Linked DNA regions of Mus musculus: region 2 is linked to region 1. A link is a loop called in an ENCODE intact Hi-C map of the cell type or tissue named here. Cell type or tissue: heart. All regions are shown on one strand. Links, peaks and the distances in the headings refer to the core of each region. The heading gives the core; the rest is flanking DNA. Region 1 overlaps Thada (thyroid adenoma associated). Region 2 overlaps Thada (thyroid adenoma associated).

Region 1 (9,492 bases), core at 233-8,232:
CACACTCATGCCCTCTCTGCCTACCCTTTGATGTCACACCTTTCATACATTCTTGTACTTTGTAAATATTTCATTTTGGTTTTGATGTCCCAAAGTTGAGAAAAATGAGCAGTGACAAATGGCATTAATATGCCCTTAGCAGTAGTGAGCAGTAAGTAGCTCCTCCCATTCAGCTATGAATGGGTCACTTGTGACTTGTTAGGTCCACTACAAGTGGACCTTCTGAGTTTCAAAAGAAGTTGAAAATAGGGATGATGCTGATATGATGCCCCCCAGCTTCTAAATGTTTTTACAGAAGCACTCATAGCCCACGTGCTAATAGTCTTTAGCCCCTGGTTCAACACATCACCTCTTAACTGGACTTCTGGCATGATCCTGGACCCCCTGTCTTATCTGAAGCAGCCCTTGATATCTCCCTGCAAGTTACAGCTCCCATCCCCGCAGTCTTTCCTTTGAAGAGGGCTCTGCTGGCCACATGACAGGATCAATTCCATCACATTGCCAGTGAGGTCTTCCTCATCCTGACCCACACACCATGCTGATCTCTGACCAGTCCCAGTACATTTTTTAAATTAGGATCTACTTTAAGACAATGGTAGATTTATGAAAATATTGTGTTGGTAGTACAAAGATTCCCATGTATATTCCTTTCCTCTCCCCTAACTTTCTCCTACTATTAGTGTTTTTATTAGTGTGGTTCATTGTTAAAATTAGCCAACCACCATTGAATAGTAAACACCTTTTAAAGATTTTTTTTTAATTGTATGTAGATATGTGAGTGCACATGTGTCCATATGTGTGTGTGTGTGTGTGTGTGTGTATGTAATAAACATTATATATCTCTCTAGTCACAGATTGCAGAGATCTCTCTGTTCCCATTAGCTCCTCCTGAAGGCTCAATCACTGTCAGTTGCAGTCTAAAGATATTAAAGTTCAAACTGGTTGTGCTGGCACTTGCCTTTAAATTCAGCCCTGTGGAGGCAGAGGCAGGGACATCTCTGAGTTTGAGGCCAGCCTGGCCTATAGAGTAAGTCCCAGAGAAACCCTGTCTCAAAAATCCAAAAAAAAGGGGGGGGGGAGTTCCAAAATTGAAGTAAATAAATTTAAGTAATTTTTATTATAGTATATTGTTGTTTTCTGTTTTATTTCGCTTTTGTTGTGATTAGTTTGAAAGTTAAACTTTTTATAGATGTGTATATGTATAGAGGAAAAATACACTTACGTAAGGTTTATATTAACCAAGGTTTCAGGTACCCACCAGTGCCTTGGAATGTGTCCTACAGAGAGGGCCACTGAGCTGACAATATGATTCAGCCAAGCCAGGAAAAAGTACTTGTCATGCGAGTTTAACAATTTAAGTTCCATCACTAGAACTGATCCCCAAAATATGTTCCTTGACCTCTACACATGTGCCATCACACACACACTAGAATAATAATTGAAAAGACGGAGGAGACTACTGTCTTACTCTATTTAACATGAGGAAACAGAGGTTAACTTGGTTGATCTAAAGATATACATAGGTAGTCCCTTGGTTTACAACCATGTTTGCCCTCAGAGTGTGTACCATGTGATTGGAGTCTTACTATTTGTCTAACCTTGCAGTCTCCATCACATCAGGAGTCAAGGGAATAGAGGAGAAAGGTATCTTCCAGCCACGTGTCAGCCCTGAACACAAAGGTGGTACCTACCTAAGTGTACAGGCTCCAGGCGGGACTGTATCCTGAGACAGCTCCTGTCAGTAGAGACACTAAACCCCAGCATATGGTCGGTCCACTCAGTGCTGCTGAGCTCCTACCATGTACTGGACTCACAAACAGCAGATCATGGGAAGCCAGGCAGGTGATGTCAGTGGCATGCAGCATCAGGGAGGCTGCTGGGTTCTCACATCTCTAATCCTCATGACTAGAACCCAAACTGGGGGAGCAGGAGAAAGAGGCAGGAGGGAGGGAGCAGCCCTGCTGCTTGGTCTCTGCTGCAGTTACCAGGGCACTATCTGGTAATAACACTTGCTTAATAAGTATTTGTGGACTGGATATTTGAATGCTGTTGTACACTTGGGCCCCTAAACTGGCAGTATGCTTGTCAGCACTTTGGTGTGTCTGATGAGTCCTGCTCCTTCACTGGCCTGGCAGCTCAAACTTCTCTATGATTACTGTTTGCAAGTCATCCCAGGCCTGGGTTTAACCACACTCAGTACCAGCACTGTAGGCAAATGCGGAAGGAGAGAAAAGTGGCCTTGTGTCTGCCAACCCAAGAACCGAGAGACAAGTGGCTCTTTCCATCCAGACCTCCCTGAGCGTCACACTCAATGATTATCTCATTTGTCTTGAGTCCTTCAAATGTCATGTGAGGATGGTTGTGCATTCAAATCTTTTCATTAATATTTCTCAGAAATACTAATCTATTTCATGTTTGTTTGCAAGCCTCTCCATCTGCTTTGTCTCCTTTCCTTCCCTGCTCTGTTCTCCTCTGCTTCTCTAACAAGTGCTCGGCTCGGTTTGTACTGCACTGCCTCTTATACTTGCTTATGTCTACCAGGTTTGCCTACATGCCCCTCTGTGTACATTGGTCAGGTACAGACATATCACTCTCTGTCCTTGGTGAGTTACTGGGATTGCAGTTGTTGTCTGGTGTGTGCCCAGGGTGACAGAATTGATGGGCCTGTAGGCTGACATTCATAAGCCAGAACTACCAAGCATTTCAAAAACAGTCTTGTTTTTGCCAAGCAAGGTGAGCAAATCCAGGCCAGGGCTTAAACATCCACAGGGGGTTATTTCTAAAGTGATTGCTTCTAAATGAGAAGCATTTGAAACCTCACAGCTCTCTTGACAAGTAAATTCCACAGCCGTGTGTTTTGCTGGTGTCTGCTGATTAATTACAGCGCTGTGACACATGAAAGCCCTGGTGGTTGGTTTAGTGCAGCTGTGGAGAAAAGAAAGCAAGGCCTAGTGACTTTGCCAGCTCTTTTGGGACAGTGGGGATTGAGACCAAGGGAGGTATTTTTCCCTCTGGCAGTCACCGCATAGGAACAGAAGCCCCGGCCAGCCCAGTTCTCCAGGCTCTATGCCGGGTGGTTTGGTCCCTGCAGGCTGTGGTGAGGCAGCAGCATCTGATCTGTGCTCCTGAAAGAGCAGGTCCTTTGTTAGAGAAAGCGCTTCAGTGTGCATACAGGGGCTGGGCCCACACTCCCATAGACTCACCCTTCCAAGAAACAGTAGACTAGGCATGGTGACATACACCTGTAATTCCAGTATTCAGGAGGCAGGAGGATCAACTGGTTCAAGGCCATCCTTAGCTACATTGGGAGTTTGAGACCACCCTGGGCTACTTGAGTTCTTATCTAAAAAAGGGCAGAGCAGGGAGAGAATCTTGACCTGTGACTCCAGCTGTAGTCCCAAGGCACATGTGTAAATGCCCAAGAATATAAAGGGGCCTCTTCAGCAGTTGACTCTGGAATACTCCCACAGTAACATCTTCATGGCAAAGCAGGGAAGAAGGTCTGAAAGAATTTGCTCTGACAGGTGACTACCATGACCCTAAATGGGTTCATCTGAGCATTCAGTTGACCTGTGTAGACAAACAGCAAGAGGCCCTTATAGCTTGCTTTTTTCACTTGGCAATGTAAAAATATTTGCTATTATTATCACTTAAGACTGAGGCACAGCCTGGGAGGTGGTACCATAAGTAAAGTACTTGCACTTATCCCAAGAGCCCACATAAAGCCACATGTGGCAGCTTGTGTGCCAGCCCTGCTGGCAGAGGATACAACAGAAAAGAAAAGGGAAAACATTTTAAATTTCTTATGTGTTTATTGGCACTTTGTTTCCTTCATCCTTATATGCTTATGTAGGTGACCAACCAAACAAAGGAATTGTGTGCCATTGAGGCTTTCAGGCCAGAGAACCCTCTGTCTCATTCATTGTTCCCCAAAGATCTGTGCTCCTCACAGGGGCACAGTGGTCTAGATTGTGTGGCCAAACAGTGCCACCATCATACATATAAACACTTGAGAGACATCAGGCTCTGATCTTTCTGCTTTTAATTCCTGGTATATAACTGTCATGTAAGTGTCAAGTGTATGCCACATCTGACTGCTGTCCCTTCTGACTGCTAAGGAAAAGTTTCAGAGATTTGTTTACAGACAGTACTGCCTGCTTCTACACAGGTGTGTTGTGCTGTTCCTATCTCATTGGCCCACACTGCCTTATGAACCCAAGTATATGTCTAAGCCACACAGACTCATAGTTCCTTCCTGTGCAGACTTGGAGTGTAGTTTCTTGTAAGATTGCTGACATAAAGGTAATTCCACTTCTTGTTTCTACCTAAGAAGCTCTCGAGGCTGATGATTATGTGGTCACGGTGATCCTTGGTCTAGGGAATTGTGGGAGTGACCCAGAGCATGGGTTTGTGTGGCCCAACCCTGGGCTGCCCCCAGCCCCCCAGCCTGTTTTCTTGTGGAGACAGAGTTCGTTTCCTTTGAGGAACCATTTTGAAGAAATCTCATTTTCACAGCCAAGTATTGTTTTTCCTCTTTTCTGGTTCAGGTTTTTCATCTGTTACAAGCCTACATTACAGACTGCAGACACAGAACAAATGCAGATTTCCTGCAAGAGCTGAGTGATGTCACTGCTTGTACCAAAGCCAAACTCTGGCTGGCCATGAGGTATGTAAAAGCCCACGTGAATGAGGAGACAGCACTGGGTGAGTGGTGTTAGAGGGTTGCTCTTTCAAGTTGTGAGGAGGTTTCAGTCGTTTCCAGACTTTTTGGAGTATTTTAGACCTTTGCATTGTGGTGAAAAAGTATTTCTTGACAATTTTTCTAAAATTGCTAAGCGTTGGTGCTAGGAGTTTAATATATTTCAATAGTCAGATGTTGCTTACCCTCGCCAAGACCCCAACACTGTTAGCTGGTCTGCATTGTACAAACCCTTGGGTGCTTGAAGGCACTGAAGAGAAGGTAGAACATGCATGGAAGAGGGAACTGAAGTTTGCCAGGATTCGATGGGTAGTCGGCTTATGTCAGCAAAAGTGGAGGGGACCTTTTTTATTTTTTTTTCATTTTTTTCTTTTCTTTATTTCTTTCTTTCTTTTTCTTTTTTTTCTTTCTTTCTTTTTTTTTTCTTTCTGTTTTGCCAGTCTTACATGTGCTTGTTCTGGAACTTAGAATATAAAGTGATGTGAAGAGTAAAAACAACCTTCCATTTTATCATGTGTAGAGAAAACTCTTAACACTGTGTGCAAAATCTTTGGATCCCCAGATATTGGTAGAACAGTGTCTCTTCAAGGCTCCTGTAGGAGTTAACTTTAGCAAAGGTAGTTAAGAAGAGGCCAGTTGTGGGCAGTGGTGCGTGCCTTTAATCACAACACTCAAGAGACAGGCAGGCGGATCTCTATAAATTTGAAGCTAGCCTAGCCTGCAAAGTGATTCCAGGACAGCCAGGGCTTTCTTATACAGAGAAACCTGTCTGGGGGGTTGGGGGGGAGAGAAAGAAGAGGCCAGTAGTACTTAAGACAGCCCTGTGAAATGATGCCATAACCCTCCATGAGGTAGAGGAAACTGGGCAGGTCACACTGAAAGTGTGGCGAGCCACTGGTGGCTGTCCACCACGGCGGGTGTGGTGATAGGGTGTGTAGTGACTGTCTCAGGCCATACTTAACTGTGGGCGTGCTCACTGGTTGGGTCCTCTTTGTCTAAAGTGCCACTGAGGTTATGGAAGCTGCTCAGTGGTTTCCCTAAGTGTGAGATTGCTTGCCTTCTGTGTAGCCCATTGCCTTCAGCCTCCCTAAGACACACTTCCAGAGAACAGAGGCCTGGGGTCGCATTTGTGCCTTGTCTTTACAGATCTTCCAGCTGTTGTTCTGGGGTCAGGAAATGGAGGCTCTCCAAGAATTGTCTGCTGAAAATCATTTTTAGCCATACCCTCGTCGGGAGTTAAGCCGTGGCTCTGAAGCTTGTATAGGGAAGAGTCTCTGTCCCTTTTGCTCAGGCGCACCAGAAGTCCTTAGGCCATTCCTTCTTGGTGCATGAGAAAGAAGATGGAGGGACAGGCCAGACTTTGACGGGCACAGTTTGTTCAGTGCCTGGAGGTGGCTGAGAAGTCTTAGTTCTACACAGCCACTCTTCAGCTGGAGAGGGTCTTCCTACCTTGGCAGACATCCTCCATGGTCCCTGTCACTGTTGTCCAATCAACCTTGTCATTGTGAGCATCCCTCCACCCCCTTCTGAGGTTTTTTCCTCTGATTTCTTTAGCCTTAGCCTAGAAAATACAGCCCTGAGTCACATGAGCTCACTGGGTTCTGCCTCCTTGCCCAGAGCACAGGAAAGCCACAGTTGTGCTTCCTACAGTCAGCTCTCTTATCCAAGTGTGAACTTCCCACTCAGTAGGTGGCTCCTAATGCCAGGCCTCCTCTTGCTCCCCAACATACGGTTTTTACAAGTATTAATCAGGGTGTGTTCGAGCCTAGGGTAGAGTTTGGGAGGAAATCGTGCTGCAGAAGCTGAGGATATTCCAGAGCTTTGCAGGAGCCATTCTGTATTACCCACATTATTGAGGAATGCCACAGGCTGAGTTGGAAACCGTAGAACTCCATGTAGGTAATGAAAATATCACCTGTCCTGGGCCTGCCTTGTCTCTGAGGGCCTCTTGCTGTGGAAAATGTTTGTCTACACAGGTCAACTGAATGCTCAGATGAACCCATTTAGGGTCATGGTAGTTGCCTATCAGAGCAAAACCTTTCTGACTTTCTTCCCTGCTTTGCCATGAAGATGTTACTGTGGGAGTATTCCAGAGTCAACTGCTGAAGAGGCCCCTTTATATTCCTGGGCATTTACATATGAAAGATAAATGTGCCTTGGACTTACTGAGGCCTCTCTGTAGCTTTCTAATGTAACCTATGAGAAATTACTGTTGCCAAGAAAAGAAACTTAGTTGCTGGGCAGTGGTGCAGCCTTTAATCCCAGCACTTGGGAGGCAGAGGCAGGCAGATTTCTGAGTTTGAGGCCAGCCTGGTCTACAGAGTGAGTTCCAGGACAGCCAGGGCTACACAGAGAAACCCTGTCTCAAAAAAAAAAAAAAAAAAAAAAAAAAGGAAGGAAGAAACAACAAACAGTTTGTTTCGGTTCTGGCAGTAACACATTTTTCCTCCTGTAGTTTATTCAATCCTTGAGTTCATTCAGTCCAGTGAGCTCGAGGGTTTAGGGCACGAGCCATTTATCTGTCCTTTTGTTCCAAAAGGTTTCTTTTAAAAAAAAAAAAAAATTATGGGAGCTACAGATAATCAAGTGAATTTTAAAATTTGAACTCTGAAGTTAAAAGCATACAGACTTTTGTCATACATTTGTGTTTATACTTTACAAGATTAATCAGGGTTTATTTATATGAGCTGGTTGAGCAACGTTGTTGGGGACTTTTCCATGATAAATGGCTGGGTGGGAATGTGGTTTGAATAAAGAACATGGCATTTGCTCTTGCAGGCTGCTTTTCATTCCAGGATGTCAGGAGTCTTATGGAAATCAGCTCATTAATCCTTCCTGTCCTCCCTTCTCCCTTTCTCAGCCTTCCCTTCTCAGTCCAGTTCTTTCCTCTGGTATGAGGGCAGCGGTTACCAGATCCCGGTGTGAGGGCAGCGGTTACCAGATCCCCGTGTGAGGGCAGCGGTTACCAGATCCCGGTGTGAGGGCAGCAGTTACCAGATCCCCGTGTGAGGGCAGCGGTTACCAGATCCCCGTGTGAGGGCAGCGGTTACCAGATCCCGGTGTGAGGGCAGCGGTTACCAGATCCCCGTGTGAGGGCAGCGGTTACCAGATCCCCGTGTGAGGGCAGCGGTTACCAGATCCCCGTGTGAGGGCAGCGGTTACCAGATCCCCGTGTGAGGGCAGCGGTTACCAGATCCCGGTGTGAGGGCAGCGGTTACCAGATCCCGGTGTGAGGGCAGCGGTTACCAGATCCCGGTGTGAGGGCAGCGGTTACCAGATCCCCGTGTGAGGGCAGCGGTTACCAGATCCCCGTGTGAGGGCAGCGGTTACCAGATCCCCGTGTGAGGGCAGCGGTTACCAGATCCCCGTGTGAGGGCAGCGGTTACCAGATCCCCGTGTGAGGGCAGCGGTTACCAGATCCCGGTGTGAGGGCAGCGGTTACCAGATCCCGGTGTGAGGGCAGCATTTACCAGATCCCGGTGTGAGGGCAGCGGTTACCAGATCCCGGTGTGAGGGCAGCATTTACCAGATCCCGGTGTGAGGGCAGCATTTACCAGATCCCCGTGTGAGGGCAGCATTTACCAGATCCCGGTGTGAGGGCAGCGGTTACCAGATCCCCGTGTGAGGGCAGCGGTTACCAGATCCCGGTGTGAGGGCAGCGGTTACCAGATCCCGGTGTGAGGGCAGCGGTTACCAGATCCCCGTGTGAGGGCAGCGGTTACCAGATCCCCGTGTGAGGGCAGCGGTTACCAGATCCCGGTGTGAGGGCAGCAGTTACCAGATCCCGGTGGGGTGGAAATCTTGCCCAGGTCAGGAAGCAAGTGAGATTCAGAATGAGCCCCGTCCTGGGAAGGGATGTCACAACATTGTCTAGGGATGTCACAACATTGTCTAGGGATGTCACAACATTGTCTAGGGATGTCACAACATTGTCTAGGGATGCCACAACAGGGTGCAGTCCAGGCCCCTTGGATGGTCCTCCTGCTGCGCTTGCTGTCTTCAGGCTGCAGCTCTGCTGTCCTAGCAGTCACAGGCTCCACCCTAACAGAAAGAACTTTGAAAAGCTCTCTCAAGCAGGACTCAGAGGAAACGGCTTGTTTACCTTGGCTGTGACTTGGGATTACAATTATATTGGGCTTCAGTTTTTTCAGAAGTGGTTTGTTATCTTGTGTTTCCCTCAGCCATAAAAGAGTAAATATGTATTGGATGTTCCTTTTAGAAAACTTGATGACATAAACCATGTGTGTGGGTACACGTGTGTTAATCCTACTACTTAGGGGTACGGAGACAAAGGGGCTGTTGCAAATTTCAGACCAGTCTGAGCTACTCAGTGAAACAGTTTCAAAAAAACAAACCAAACTGAAGAAGATAAGCAGGTGAGCTTTGTGTGCTGCTGGGCTCTGGGGTGGGGAATGGGATGGCCGAAGGGAAACATTCTCTACAGAACTTCATCCCTGGTTTTCCTTGGCTATCATTCATAGCAAGGAAAAATAATTTGAAAAACAATATAAAAGTGAAATCTACTCTTAGCACAGTTCTCTGTGGTTACATCATCTTTTTCCTTTTTTTAAAAAACATAGCTAAGGTTCTATTAAGTATAAAAGTTATAGCTTCCTTTTTTTCACTTGGCAATATGAAAATATTTGCTATTATTATTACTTAAAACTTTATGGCTGCTATGGAAAATGGTATCACACTTCCTTAAAAACTGGAAATAGAATCAGTATCTAATCCTGCAGTTCTCCGTCTAAGTTCAGAGAAAGAGAAAGCAGGCTTCGATGGTTGTACTGCTA
Region 2 (9,492 bases), core at 418-8,417, 85 kb before region 1:
AATATTCATGAGGTGTTTGCTTTCTCCACTCTAGTTTTCTTCGGCAGGTGATGCCGTAGGTCGGGTTCTGTCTTGACAGTGATTCCTGCTGGCAGGGCTGCTGCTCATGGTCGTCACTGACTTGTCCAGGGCTAGCACTTGACGGACAGCACAGAGCCGCCATCCCGCAGCAGGAGCTGCCTTTCCTTTCGTTTGGTCTTACGAGTTTGAGGAAGATGTGTATTTTGCCAAGTCGGAACTTTGAAGACAGCAGTGTTTAACTCATCTGATCTGAAAATTACTCGTAAAGTGACTGCTTATGCCAAACGCAAAGCCAGGTCTGACTAGTGAATGGCCTACTGTGACTGGCACAGCCTGCTGTAGGCTTCAGAAAGACTATTTACACCCGTCTGGGAAGGATTTTATAAACCATTGTAGCCTTGTGCACACAGCGAGCAGTCTTTCATACTTACAGAGCACCTATGACACTGCTATAGATGTTCATTCATTAGTTTTTTGTTTCAGTTTTTTTTCCCCTTCTTGGAGCTAGGTTTAGTTGGAGGCTCATAGGAAGCCATGATAAGCAATCATAAGATATTTGACTTTGTTTTTCGAGACAGGTTCTCTTGTCGTCCAGGCTGGCCTGGAAGCCTTGATCTTCTTGCCTCTTTAACTTACTCTCAACTCAAGTGTGCACCACAGCACTAGCCTTCTTATTAGTCTGCGTTCAGTGTCTGCTCGGGTTTCTCTTAGTGGACCATCAGCTCCTGGAAGGTGGGAAGTTGTCCCCTTCGTCGTTGTGCCTGGTTCAGCTCAGAAGTTTGATGTATAAATGAGGGTCTTCAAGCAAGCCTGTAAGTGTTGCGGTGAGGGCACTGGACGTGTGTGCCCTCATCTGAACTGGTAGGGAAAGAATAGGAGTCACACCTTTGCAGAGTGTGGGATAAAAATATGCCAAATGAAATAGAGCAGCTTAGGATGAGTGGGGGACCTTGCCAGCCAAGCTTGAGGGCATAGGAGCAAGGCAAGTGTTTGAAAGTGTGGACTTAAGAGGATCAGGTTTGCTTTAGATGATCATTTTGGCAACTGAATGGAGACACACTGTAACTGGATTGGAACTCAAAGCTGCAACTGGGAGATCAGTGTGTTTACCTGAGTGGTTTTGCTGCTTAGAACAGTATAGACTTTTGGAAGTCAGGATTTGGGATTTCATATACCAGCAGTTTGTTTGTTTTTTTTTATTAAGAGTCAGTGTAAATAAGTTTTTTTTTTACAGTAGAACTTTTCATTTAGCTAAAGAAGGACTTACTAAACTACTTGGTTAGGGTAGTTTCATGAAGTGAAGGATATTTCATCATAGAAACATACCTGAGTTTAAAAACTGTTAGCTATTTAATTTTTTAAACATTTTATCTTTGTCTTGCGTGCGTTCGTGTGTGCATGTGTGTGTGCGCGTGTGTGTGCGTGTGTGTGTGTGCGTGCGTGTGTGTGCATGTGTGTGTGCGTGTGTGTGTGTGTGTGTGTGTGTGTGTGTGTGTGTGTGTGTGTGTGTGTTTATGTGTGCATGAGCACCTGTCTGTTTATCTGTCCTTTCTGATGTGTTACCTTGTTTGACCCCAGTGTTAACTAGAAAGGTTGGGTAGATGAATGGTTATTCCTGTTAAATAGAATGGGAAACTAGATTCAGAAGTTGAGTGGCTTAACTACATCACATATCTGATGAATAGCAGAACTGAAACCACCATTCAGTATTTGGGCATATTGTTTTGGTTTTGCTCACAATTTCGGGGAATAAAGGAAAAAGGAAAAGAAACCATAACCTCATTAGGAGTCATATTTTTTTTTTTTTTTGGTTTGTTTGTTTGTTTGTTTTTTGAGACAGGGTTTCTCTGTGCAGCCCTGGCTGTCCTGGAACTCACTTTGTAGCCCAGGCTGGCCTCAAACTCAGAAATCCGCCTGCCTCTGCCTCCCGACTGCTGGGATTAAAGGCGTGCGCCACCACGCCCGGCTCTTTTCGAAAACTTTTAAGAGTGATACATTAAATTGTTTCGGGGTAAAGTCAGCTGGTGGTCAGCCCATTGTGATTATAAAATGATGTAAGAATGGTTTTCTTTTCCAAGGATGAAGTAAATATGTATTGTAGTATTTGCACCTTTTTATATGCTTGTTCAGGAATCGAAGTGTGGATTTACTATTAGAATGGACTCATCAAAAGGAATGCACAGGTATACCAGTGTACAAGCAGCATTGAATGCATGCAGTACCATGGTTGTCTCCTTTAGTCACTGGGTCTGTGTGACTTTCTATGTCTGTTTGTGTCTCTGTGTGTCTGTCTGTGTCACTGTGTGTCTGTGTCTATGCTGTCTCTCTGTATATTTGTGTCTGTGTCTCTGTGTCTTTCTGTGTGTGTCTCTGTGTGTGTGTGTTGATATGTATGTATGTGTGCATGTATGTATGTATGTATGTATGTATGTATGTATGTATCTGTAGTTCTATAAGTGTCAACTATATCTCATTTGGTAGCTTCCTCTTTTTTTTCCCCTTTGGCACTTAATATGTTCAGTGTTGAGTAAAACAATTTAGTGTTTGATCCCTGAAAATTATAGGTGTTAATTTTTTCACAGTGCTATATAAAATTTTATGACAAATTCACATTTTAATCATTTTTTCTGGTTCTGTATGTTATGTATTTTGAAAAGCTATCTATACTGTAAAAACAAGTGAGTTGTGTTCTCTGAACTGCTGGACCCTGGTACATTGGCCTTCATGATAATTTATATTACTATCTGTTTTCTTCCTTTCATCTTCTCTTCAAAGTAGGGAGGCAGGGGAAGAGGCCTAGGCGCGGGATCCAAGGCCAAAGAGCACTGGTTTATAATCTGTGGAGAAGAACAAAGTTAGATTTGTGGATGTGTTCTCTCTGTTCTCACAGAAGCTCCACTGAGCAGCCGTGACTCGTCCATCTTAAGAAAACCAGATGGGTGGGCGCCTGGCAAGGCTGGGCAGATGGCTCCAGTCCTGCTGCAGTGGTCGCTTACTCCTGCATGCTGGCTGCTGCTGCTGCTGCAGTGGGAGCTTACTTCTGCACGCTGGCCTTCTCTCAGGCTTTTCTCCCTTTCCACAGATGCCTTCTCCATTACTGTCCCAATACAGATGAAAAGTAGGGAACACGGTTTCAGATTTTTATTCCTTGGCTAGTAGCAGCCTTTTCTAAAATAAAATTTTCACATTACTTATAAAAATTGCCACTAGAATAGGCTTAATATAGACAGATATATAATATAGACAGACAGATATATAATATAGACAGATATAATGCTTGAGCTGCCTTAGTTTCATGGCATGTTATTAGATTTTCCTGAGCTCATAGCGTTTTCTTTTCTTTTCTTTTCTTTTTTTTAAAAGATTTATTTATTATATGTAAGTACACTGTAGCTGTCTTCAGACACTCCAGAAGAGGGCGCCAGATCTTGTTACAGATGGTTGTGAGCCACCATGTGGTTGCCGGAAATTGAACTCAGGACCTCTGGAAGAGCAGTCTGTGCTCTTAACCGCTGAGCCATCCCTCCAGCCCCTCATAGCGTTTTTTTATGAAATATAATTATTTAATGAGGATGGATGTTTTGCTTCATATTTGTGAGTTTTGAATGTTTTTTAATAATTGGAATATTTCTAGACTTAGGATATTTAGCAGGCAGTGGCTTTGTAAGGTTGGGTATAATGACTCACTGACCTCCGAGCGTCCTGAGTCTCTGTGGAAGAGTAAGTGGCTGTGCACAGTACTTTTGACATGCATGCAGCTGCACTACCAGATGACAGTGAGTGCCAGTGATGCTCAGTAACAAGTCATGACGTCAGCATGGCCATTGGGACCACAAGGCACAGTATGCGAGCACTGGGTCTCTGCACGGGCTTCTTGCCTCCCTCCTCTTAGTCCTCCATTTCTTTGAAATCATGGCCAGTTTGGGCTGGGGGATGAAAAAAAATAACACTTAAATTTGTACTTAGAATAGGTGTTCTTTAGAGTTACATAGCAGATAATTTATGTAGACAAGTGTAGACTAGAATAAAATATAACTTTTAATAAATAACCTTACACCATGCTGCTTATTCAGGTGGTCTTCATGTGGGTCCTTTGGTGGTTGCTAACCTGCTTTCTGGCTTATACTTGCTACTCTATAGCATTTAGTGTTTCTGTTTCTAACCGACAATTACTTTGTCTGCTTTGGACTGTGAAGAGGGAGTTGGGGGATGGACAGGGTACCTCCATGTAGATAAGTTAGGAGGAAATAAGTCCTATAATAATACTGACAATACTTTCAGTTAAAATTAACAATGATAGGAGAAAAGAATAAATCAAGAAAGTAATTCATTGGAAATATACATAGAGGTCAGGGACCAAAAGGCAACAGAGCAAGATGATTTTTTTCCTTTGAGTCTTTCCTCCCATCTTTGTTGAGCCAGAATGACCAGAAGTCATGATTTTCTTGCCTTGGCCTCCTGAGTGCTAGGATTAAGGTAGGTGCCACCATGCATGCCTCTCGAGAGTGAGAGTCTTAAAGCAGCAGTGTGAACATCAGAAAGGGAAGGAGATTTCACAACATTTCATGCATGCAAACGTTTAATATGGTGACAAAGGCAGAGGGAGAGAATTCCGAGAGGTTAAAATAGAAAGGTGGGGGAGCAAAAAATGAAGTCATTATTCCAGTTGATTCGACATCTGGATTAAGAATTCAGAAAGGAGAATGAAATGACAAGAAATTATGATAGATACAGCACAAGAAAATCTAGAACCTTTGGAATATGCGTCCTAACACAGTACGGGAAAGGCAGTGCACACACACCAAGGCCCTGATATTTAGAGTTGATGATGGTCGCCAGCGAGGAAACCACCAACAGTTTACATACTGGGAAGGAAGCATTGCACAGCAGCAGCCGTAGAAGTGAGTGGAGTGGGGTAGGGAGGGAATGACTCAGCTGTGAGGGGTACTTGTTCTTGCAGTGGACCCAAGCTTGGCTCCCAGCACCCACGTGGTGGCTCACAACCACATAACTCTGCTTCTTTAGGATCCCAGGCCACTTTCTGGTCAACGTGGGCATCAGCCATGCATATAGTACACAGACATACGGACAGATAGAACACATGGGAATAATTATTTTAATTGAAAAGAAAATAATAGAACAATATCTTTAAAATTCCAGGGATATATAATTTTATTCCCATTTTCCATATTTGGCTAAAATTATTAACCAAAATTGAAGATTAAAAAATGTATTTTTATTTTTAAAAATGTGTGTTTTAAGTAAGGACAAGGAAGAAAATATTTTTTTCATTCAGCTTTTGAGTCAAAAGCATCTAAACATTGATTGAAAACATCAGTTTGCAAACAGCATTGGTTAACTGGTTTGTGTTTGTCATTCCTTCAGAACACCGGAAGACAGTATATGTACAGTTTGTACAAGTGTGTATAGGATCTCTATGATAAGCAAGATTGGATGTTTTGCTATGTATTTCTTACCTTTTTAAAAATGGGCAAATAATAGTTGTAGTTAATAGAAAATTAGGGGAAGAGAAAAGAAACCTGATTTATTCTTTTATTTAAAAAATTGTAGGAACTGCACGGTTTACCTGTCCCTCTCTGGGCGCTGTGATAGGGAGCTGAAGAGAAAGCACTGCCCGGCCTTTGAGGGACTTGGGCCTGGTTATTTGGGAAAACAGACACGGAAGGAAATGGGAACAGAATGGCTCCAGTCAGATAAAGAATGTCCAAAGCCAGGCTCTGCAGGATCTCAATGGGCAGGCAGGCTGCTTTGGGGCCAAGATGGTTTTCTAGGATCCACAGAGGTGGCAGCCTGATTTCAGAGCACTTTCAAAACTCAACTTTCATGAGAAGAGCAAACCCAAGACTCTGACCTGAGAATGTCTAATTTAATACATGTTATTAGCATTTCAACAGAAACTGCTCTACTTCCCGCTGCCAGTTGCAGGAGCCAGGGGTTAAATGTTTTCGGGGGTTTTGTTTTTTCCCATAAATAATAATAATAACAACAATGAGCTATACTTATTCCAGACTATTTTTCTGGCTATTCAAAAAACAAGTGGCTTAGATGCCCAACAATGTTCTTTCTGCAAGTCTGCCAAACACTGGCTTTTCCCTTTAGTCTGGGATCTAGCTAATCTGTGGAACATTATCCTATGTTTTGAGAGCTTACCGACAGGTGTTGTGTGGGGAGACTGAATTCTCTGGACTGAGATAGACAGCACTAAGCAGGAACTTGGTTAATTCTGTGGAGAGGAGACTCATACTGTATACTGAATACTCGGAGTTCCCTTTCACTTAGTAGTTGGGAACTAACTCCGCAGACATCACATCCCACTAGGTATGGACAACATCGAAGTAGAGTAGCATTTACCCAGTGTGTTTGTTTGTTTGTTTCCTTGCTTTGTTTGTAAATAAATCTTGGTCTTTGAATCCCCAGACTTTTTTTCAAGTGTCCTGGGGGAAATGAAGCACCGAGCCTGATTAAGAGCAAACGCATGCTCCTGGCCTCATTCTGATCTAATGTGTGTGAAAGTTAGAAGTTTGGGGGGAAACAAGTTGCAAGGCCTTCTCTTAGGAGCAAAAGGAGGCCAGGCTGAGGACCGCCTTCACACCCCTCCTTTCAGCAGAACAGCTGTGCTTTGTTTTAGTGTGGTAATTCGTGCTGCCATGATAGCATGCACACAACAGGTTTTACCATCTCTACCATTTGTTAGTGCACAGCTGAGTGATTGATAGAAGCCTCTTTCTTTTACTCTCAGCATTCCTTGGTTGTCTGTAGGCTTTTTATGATTTCTCTTTTATAATCCAAACAATTTCAGCCCCTAACACTGCTTTTTTAAAAAGAGACAAGGTCACCGTGTCGCCCAGGAGGATTGGAATCTCTGACCCTCCTGGCTCTACTTCCCAAGTGCTGGAAAATAGCACTTCCACCCAAGCTTAGTCAGTGCGGGAAGTGAACCAGCTGAGGTACATCCCAGCACTTGAGAGGCAGAGGCAGGAGGATCTCAGTGAGTGTGAAGCTAGTCTGACAGTGAGTTACAATCTCAAAAAAAGGTATAAATTTTAAAAGATTATGAAAGGAACCAAAATTTTGTACTTGTTACAAATCTCATTCCAAAGTGAAGAAAACTAAAATGCAAAAACAAAGTTTTTGGTTATTTTTTTAAGAAAAGTGAGGTCATAAAGTTCAATAGTGCTCGCTTTCTTAGCTGCCAATGCAGCTTTCTGCCTGGCATGCATTTCTTGATGTGACTTAGGTCTTTTTTGATGCCTTTTCATTTCTTCTTTCCCCATTCTCCAACTGCTTCTGTCATCTGTTTTTATATATTTAACTTTTTACTGGCTCTTTGTGATTGCCACATCCTGCATCCCAATCCCACTCACCTTCCTGTCCTCTTGCACCTGCCCTCCACCCTGGACCTGGCCCTGCCAGCTCAGTCGGGCTACCGGTTCTCCAGCTTGGGAATGAGGATTAAAAAGAAAAAAGACAGAGGACATTATAGCAACGCCTTAGTCCATTCTGAGACTTTCCCAATCCACTTTTTATACCATTTTAATTACATGCAAGTATTACAATGAGTAGTACAATGAGGAATCAAGCAAGACAATAGTCAAGGAACAGGCAAGACGATAAACACAAAGCCCCATGATCACTCCGCTGATAGCTGTTTCAAAGGATGATCAAAATATCTGAGCCTACTTCTTTGTTCTACCTTAAACTTAGATTCTTACTTCCTTGTCCTTGGCCAATGTCAGATGACTGCCTGAAGCCCATTTCCTTGTCATTGGCCAAAGTCAGATTCCTGCCAGGTGGCACCCCAAAATGCTCTCCACACTTCAGCATTGCCCTGGCTAGCTCACCCAGTGCCTCAGTCTGCAAAGGACACAGAGCCAGGTCTACCACTCTCATGCCCTCTGGCCATTTCACCCATTCCCAAACCAGCAGAGCCAGCTCTATTGTGCTACCGAGGTAAGGTGCAATGAGGGCCTTCTCTTCCTCATGCTGTTGTAGATGTGGGGCTGGCAGCTCTCCCACCTGCCGTAGGTGGCAAGGGATGAGGGGGTTGGTAAGGAGGGCTTCTCGCCCTCACCCATACTACTGCATGGAAGACAGGTGTCAGTGCCAGCCCTCCCAATGCTCACAGCCTTGGGCCAGCTCACCTGCAATCCCCACAACCAGTACCAGCTCTACTGTGCTGCTCAGAAGCAAGTGAGGGCACCTTTCATCAATCCCTGCACAATGGGTTGTCAGGATAAGAAGCTTGCTTTTGTTTTGTTTTGTTTGTTTTGTTCTTAGAATATTCTGATTTTTCCCTCCCTTTTTTGGTGACAGTATCTTGAAATGTACTCTGGTTGTGAAGTCAGGGTTCTTCTTTGTCCCCATGTGTGGTGCAAGTCCTGGAAAGTGTCATCACCTCAAGGTCTCCTTATTTTTTTTTTCCTTTTTTTAAAGAATTACTTACTTATTTAAGTATATGAGTACACTGTAACTGTCTTCAGATACACCAGAAGAGGGCGTCTTTTAAGTCATAGTTCTACACATCAGGGTTCTTGGTTGATGGTTTTGTTTCAGCTACCACTCTGACTTCCAGAATATCTGCTGAGAAGTCTGTTGGCTCTGCCTCAGGCTCCTGTGGGGTGAAGGCCTGCTTCCCTTTCACGGCGTCTGCTCTCTTCATGTTGATGAGAGCATGCGTAGGGTGTAGCTTGCTGCTTCTCCGTCCCTAGAGTCTGCTGAGCTTCTTCTATGCTGATATTCACTTCTATTCAGACTTAAGGATTTTGCATAAGTTTCCCTTGGTCCCTATCCTTGCCCCTTTCTCCCTTTTCGTTAGAAGCTGATGGTGTTAATGGTGGTCTCCTTGGTGCTGCCCCATGGGCCCCATAGGCTCAGCCAGTGTTTTTCAAATCTTGTTTCTGTTCCTCTGACACAGTCTGTCAGTTGTCCTGTGTGCACTGTGAGCAGTATTCTCCTTTTCCTGTCAGTGAAATTTCCACTTTACTCTCTTTTTTGGCTCTAGAATTTTTTTCCTTATTTGTTTTTCTCTCTGTAGTAATATGTTTTGTTAATGCACACACACACATTTTTTACTTTTTCTGAGTCTTTCTTTAATTCCTCAAACATCTTTAAGACATTTGTTTAAACAGCTTTGTCTAGCAAGTCCACCCATATTGGTCTTTCACAGGGACAGTTTTTGTCTTTTTTTCCACTGTGAATGAGTAATACTTTCAGATTCTTTGTGTGCCCTCATGCCTTTTCTTTCTGTTCAAAACTGTATACTTTAGTCTAGTGTAAGTCCAGCATTTGATCCTCCCTGGCCCCTAGAGCTGCTGGGTGGACTGGTGTTTTGATTGTTGAAAACTGTCTGTGCTCTAGGAATCAGCCTAAGGTAAACAAATTATTTTCAAGTCTTTTAAAGCATGAGCCTTCTCAGGGTATGTGGGCTTACTTTCATAGTGTTTACACACA

Evidence for each region. A loop is a pair of places that touch in the nucleus more often than their neighbours do. Peaks named below come from ENCODE experiments on the same cell type or tissue, not always from the same donor. Only the 100,000 strongest peaks of a DNase experiment are listed, where the experiment ranks them.
Region 2: a loop joins it to region 1, with 1.9 times the contacts of the local background. A loop is called at or near these places in 5 of 42 quality-filtered maps.

What each region holds. Positions count from the first base shown.
Region 1 is chr17:84,267,880-84,277,371 of GRCm38, reverse strand. Thada (thyroid adenoma associated) reads left to right here. Exons shown (of 38, transcript NM_183021.3): 30 at 4,548-4,666. Among named protein-coding and RNA genes, the nearest start is that of Gm24492, 15 kb to the left of the region's middle. In heart, for the core only: no CTCF peak of the experiment used is centred there; DNase peaks (open chromatin) are centred at 2,161, 3,001 and 4,611; H3K27ac peaks cover 4,408 bases.
Region 2 is chr17:84,353,412-84,362,903 of GRCm38, reverse strand. All of the region lies in intron 26 of Thada (thyroid adenoma associated), which reads left to right. Among named protein-coding and RNA genes, the nearest start is that of Gm24722, 33 kb to the left of the region's middle. In heart, for the core only: a CTCF peak has its summit at 3,473 (motif pointing right); no DNase peak of the experiment used is centred there.